Linked DNA regions of Homo sapiens: region 2 is linked to region 1. Evidence: read pairs that join two places in POLR2A ChIA-PET (ENCODE). Cell type or tissue: MCF 10A. All regions are shown on one strand. Each heading gives the region's core, and the rest is flanking DNA. Links, peaks and the distances in the headings are about the cores only.

Evidence for each region. ChIA-PET counts read pairs that join two places held together with the same protein. Peaks named below come from ENCODE experiments on the same cell type or tissue, not always from the same donor. Only the 100,000 strongest peaks of a DNase experiment are listed, where the experiment ranks them.
Region 2: POLR2A ChIA-PET joins it to region 1 with 5 read pairs; 1 of 35 experiments calls an interaction of 5 or more read pairs at or near these places.

What each region holds. Positions count from the first base shown.
Region 1 is chr6:137,727,278-137,730,194 of GRCh38, forward strand. It overlaps LINC02539 (long intergenic non-protein coding RNA 2539), which reads right to left. Exons shown (of 2, transcript NR_121619.1): 2 at 2,893-2,917. Among named protein-coding and RNA genes, the nearest start is that of LINC02539, 10 kb to the right of the region's middle. In MCF 10A, for the core only: no CTCF peak of the experiment used is centred there; a DNase peak (open chromatin) is centred at 1,654.
Region 2 is chr6:137,239,241-137,242,157 of GRCh38, forward strand. No RefSeq gene overlaps it. Among named protein-coding and RNA genes, the nearest start is that of IFNGR1, 21 kb to the left of the region's middle. In MCF 10A, for the core only: no CTCF peak of the experiment used is centred there; DNase peaks (open chromatin) are centred at 1,181 and 2,501.

The DNA of each region.
Region 1 (2,917 bases), core at 184-2,683:
CTTTCATATGGCGGTTATTTTATCTCATTTAATCCTAACAATCCCATGAGATAGATAGCATCATCCCTTTATACAGATGGGGAAATTTAGTCTTTGCGAAATGGAGTGACTTGCCTGAGATCACACAACTGGTAAATACTGATAACTTAAACCAGATCTCTCTCTAAATCCAGAGCTCATGAACCTTCCACTGATCACACTGCAGAGAAGATAAAACAAATATATAAACCACTATAGCTAGCATGGACATATAACACCAAGAAGGGGTCAAGTAAAGTTTGAGGAATCTGGAGATGCTATTGGAAATGGTCTTTAGAAAGAACAGATGGTATTTTTCAGGCAGAGATGAGAAAGAGCATTTCAAAGGAGAGGAAAGAGCTGGAGCGAGACTTGGAGGGAGAAGTAGAAGGGGTTTGGAGGATAAGAGTTGGAAAAGCTTTATTGGCATTTTAAAAGCAGGATGATCCTCCTAGAAGGGGTAACTAATATAGATTAGAGTAGAGCAGATTGGAAGATAAGGAGACTGGGTGGGAGATCCTTGCAAGTGTCTTAGAGAGCACCTGCAGGAATGGAAGGAAAGACAGATTTGAGAGAGATCACAGAAGAGGATTGTAGGTGATCCTGAACTGAATGATGGACCAATGAGTTCAGACTGATGCAGAAGAATGAAACCAAATGCATTGGCGGAGTAGGTGACCAGATAAAAGTCATGCAGTAGAGGTCTCAGTTAAGATGAAATGCAAAGCAGAAAGAGGGAAGGAGGGAGCCAGAAAAGGAAGGGATTTCCGAATGTGCCGTCCTGAAAGTGGAGTCGATCTGAGTTGTGACCAAGCATAAGGTGTGGCCTCCTGGGGAGTGGCTGAGACAGAGCTCATCCAAATGGAAGACACCAGAAGATTACGAATCTGGAAGTCACCAGGAAATCTGGCGGTGAATTATATGGAAAGGATGTCAGGGCCGCAGAGACTGAAACCATGAAAGAATGTGAGAAAAAAGTCTTCAGAATTAGAAGTAACTGGGCAGAGAAGGGCAGAAAGTCAAAAGTTTACATCAAATCAGAAAAAATAAGTTGTCTACAAAATGGATGATGCATTATCCTGCAATCATAGTGAGGATTTCCATTGGAAAAATTAATAATAATAGTTAGAGTCTCACTTCTCCCTTCTTAGGGGAAAATGACATATTAGGCATATTCATATAGGGTATTGCATTTTTCATATTTGCTAGCAAGGAATGTCAAGAGAGGCAACTGGTGCTATCAGATAACATTGAAATGCCTCACCCTCACATTTCCTCACCTGTCCTGTGACCCACCTAGCCTGCATAAACCCAGTGAAGAGAGAAGGATCAAAGTTGAGCAAATTCTCTTCCATTTTTGTTGAGTCAATCACTTAACTATCACAGGAACAGGCAGGCATGTTTAAGGACACCCTGCCCATCTGTATCTCTTGTGCTGTCAAGATGAACGGGCAAAGTGTTAGTTCATGTAATGTGCAAGAAGACATGCAGCCCGGGTGAATAACTTCTGATCAGCATGTAGTATAAGAGAAAAGTCTGTCCAGCATGGCACTGAGCTGCATTCCAGCCCCATGACATGGCATCAGATTTGGCAACTGGGTCAGCAATTGTGCTCCAGTTGTTGCTTCTATTATCTACAGGGTTTTGCAAGCCTGGAACTTCCACCCACCGAAAGCAGACTGCTGGAGCTTATCTGGCGTTTGTTAGTGCAGAGCTCATTGTGTTGTCATGCATTGTCTAGTTTAGGCTTGATTCCACTGTCACATAATCCAAGGGAAAATGAAGAGCTCTGTGGACTGATCTCCATTTAATTTCAATTTTTCTATTGTTAGTGCTCTGCCTGCTAGGGAATTCCAGAAAGTGTTGCTTCATAATTACAAGGTAGGTCATAGCAAAGAAATGAATGGTGTAGCTGTCAGTCATAAGGGAAGTCTGGGGAAAACAGCCCTGGTTGCTGGCAACTGACTAGATGCGTTTGCTTTGTGCTGACATTAAAATCTCATTTGGAAGCAACGTGGGAGGTCAGTGAGTCTAACTGCTCCTGCTCTCTCAGAGCAGCAGCACTGGAATATGGTCTTTTTTTTTTTTTCTTGCTCTGTCACCCAGGCTAGAGTGCAGTGGCAAAATCTCAGCTTACTGCAACCTTCACCTCCCAGGTTCCAGTAATTATCATGCCTCAGCCTCCTGAGTAGCTGGGACCACAGGTGTGTGCCACCATACCCAGCTAATTTTTGCATTTTTAGTAAAGATGGGGGTTTTGCCATTTTGGCCAGGCTAGTCTCGAACTCCTGGCCTGAAGTCATCCACCCAGCTCAGCCTCCCAAAGTGCTGGGATTACAGGCGTGAGCCACCATGCCTGGCCCTGGAATATGGTCTTTTGGGCTGAGAGACCTGGCTACCTCATAATACATACAGTTGTATTACCAAGATGGCCTTGCATTTTCTCCCCATTGGGTTTAGTTTTCATAACTATATTAAGAGCTAATATTTAGTGAGTGCCCACTATGTGCCGTGCACTGTGCTAGTTCTTTAAATACATTATCTCAAATAGTCCTCACAATAAACCAGTAAGGTAGGCACTTTTATTTCCATTTTTCCAGATGGGATAGAGTCAAGCCCCATGGAGTCAGGATTTGAACACACATCTGCAGGTCTGGAGGATGATAGAACCTATCTTGTCTTTACTCACATTCCATGCTGGTCCCCAGGGCCCCAGTGCTGTACATTCCACAATGCAATCAAGATTCATTTGGAATTCTCTGAAGTGCTCCAGCAGGCCTTGTGCAACTCGAAGGTTCTGTCAACTCCTGTCTGGGGCTGACATAAATCTACAGCTTCTTTCACAATAATACTAGTAATAACAACAGTGACAGGTTTTTCAGTAATTTGCATATGTATT
Region 2 (2,917 bases), core at 168-2,667, 490 kb before region 1:
AATCTGACGACAAAATAAATTAAATGCCTACCTAAACTTATATACTACCTGTTATGAATTGAGAGCATGGTATTCAAAATAAAAATTCTCAGAAGTTAAGGATATATGGCTCATGCCTGTAATCACAGCACTTTAGGAGGCCAAGGCAGGCATATCACTTGAGCTCAGGAGTTCGAGACCAGCCTGGGCAACATGGTGAAACCCCATCTCTACAAAAAATAGCTGGGCATGGGCCTGTAGTTCCAGCTATTTTGGAGGCTGAGATGAGAGGATCACTTGAGCTCAGGAGGCAGAGGCTGCAGCAGTGAGCTGAGATCGTGCCACTGCACCCTAGCCTAGGCGACAGAGCGAGACCTCAAAAGAAAAAAAAAGAGAGAGGAAGAAATTAAGGATACATGATGCATACATGGAGGAGTAGTGTAGGATGTGTCAAACAGCACCAGTCATAAAGTCTTACAGGTAGGCAATGTTCTAATTCTAACATACTCATTTTGGGGAAGTGTTTTTAAAAGCAATAGGTAAAATAAATGAAAGAATATATATAGAAAAGAGCAAAGGCCTTCAAGCCTCTTCTTTTGGAAATATCCATAGCTATAGGGAAAGACAATTTGCTAAAAAAAAAAAAAAATAGAGCTTTAATTCTGGAGTCAGACAGCCATGGTTTTGAATTTTGGCTTATTCATTTATAAGCCATGAAACTGATTCTCTATGCCTTATTTTCCTCACTTGTAAAAGGTGGATGATAATAATAATAATTTTTCCACAGGATTTTGGGAAGAATGAATGAGCTAACCCATGTAATGCAGTATAGCAGCTTGCACATAAATAAATGGTATTTCATATTTTGATAACTTACAGGAAGAGATATTCCATACCATAAAATACATCAAGCTGCATTTAAAAAATTGTCCCTTTTTCCATAGTCCTAACTTTGAATGTAACATTTTTAGTTGTTGCTTTATAAAGACATGGATGTTTATGCTGTAATTGTTTGTGGTTTGGTTGAGGGGAAGTTACACCATGTGCTTTATTTTATGCTGACATTACAAGAAAGTTTCTCTGTTGTTCCAAGGAACGCTTTTTTTTTCTTTTTTGAGACAGAGTCACCTTCTGCTGCCCAGGCTGGAGTGCAGTGGTGCAATCATGGCTTGCTGCAGGCTCAAATTTCTGGGCTCAAGTAATCCTCCTGCTTCTGCCTCTTGAGTAACTATAGGCATGCATCACCATGCCTGGCTAGCAATCCTCCTGCCTCAGCCTCTTGAGTAACTGCTTCTACAGGCATGCATCACCATGCCTGGCTAATTAAAAAAAAAAAAATTTGGTAGAGAGTGGATCTCACTTTGTTGCCCAGGCTGGTCTTGAACCCCTAGCCTCAAATGATCCTCCCACCTCGGCCTCCCAGAATGTTGGGATTACAGGGATGAGCCACTGAGCCCAGCTGGAGTACAAAATTTTTTTTTTTAATTGAGGCAGAGTCTTACTCTACTACCCAGGCTGGAGTGCAATGGCGCGATCTCAGCTCAGTGCAACCTCCGCCTCCCAGGTCAAGCCATTCTCCTGCTTCAGCCTCCCGAGTAGCTGGGATTACAGGCACGTTCCCCCACACCCAGCTAATTTTTGTATTTTTAGTAGAGGTGGGGTTTCATCATGTTGACCAGGCTGGTCTCTTAGCTCCTGACCTCAGGTGATCCGCTCGCCTCGGCCTCCCAAAATGCTGGGACTACAGGCGTAAGCCACCGCATCCGGCCAGCACAACATTTTTGAATAACTTAAAGTATGGTTTCAAACAGAAATTTCTGGGTATTGAGAAAAACTGGCATGTTTCTGAATTGTTGTTCAGCTGTACTTTTTGTTTCGAATAGAAATGCTTCAGATTGGCAGCCTGTTCTTATTATAGAGACTAGCGTATGCAACATGACTTATTTCCTTCACTTTGTCTCTAAAGTGAACCCTTTAACCCTTATACTAGATGTTTCTTTATCAAAAACTGGATAATGGCTTTATTCTCTATTATTTTATACAAGGATATATTTAGGGATAACTTTTCAAAAACATCAGCCATAGTTATCAAGAAAGAGAGGCGACAAAGGCTCTTATTCAAGTTCCATTAACTTTGACATTCCAGAAGATATGAACTTTAGATTTTGGAAAGATGCCCCAAATAAATGTTCTATCTGCCACTGAAAAAGTCTTTACTATTGACTCATTATCCCTAGGACATGAGTTGCTTTTCTGGTTATGATTTTTCAAAACCAGAAAAGAATGTTCCTTAACCTAGTCTTTCTCTTAGTACTCCTGTACTGCCTATTAGAAATGGCTGATCAGGATGTGGGACACACATTGCGTTATATTCACTTTTAGTGTTCATTGCTAACTGGCAATGAAAGAGTTCTGTATCTAGCCAGAGACAGCAATGCGGGACTGTGCTTATTTGTACAGTGTCTATGGTACATTAGTCAAATATTTGAGGGTTTTTATAGAGAATTATGTTGGCTTCCTGGAAGTTCTTTTTGCTTGTAGATTATCCTGACTGGCTGTGACAATTGCTATTGCTCTGTGTTTGCTAGAATTTACCAGCTCGTTGGATCCCACAAGGGAGCAAAATAGAAAAAAAAAAAGATTAAAGCAAAATGGAATGTACCAGCTCTGTGCTGGGAATACCTGTGTGTTGAAATGAGGACATACCAGAATCAACTTTGCCTTTGTTCACAGTCCAGATGAGGAGTCACCACTGGCCTTATTAGAGATAAGATTCAGATAAGAGCTCTGCCTTTTTTTTTTTTTTTTTTTTTGTCATGTGCTTCTAAGGAAATCATAAAGCTTTAAGCATAGGGATTGTGATTGAAAAATATAATTAGAACAAGAATCAAAGAAATACAAAAACTTAAATATAATTACCATTCTCATCCCTATTTCA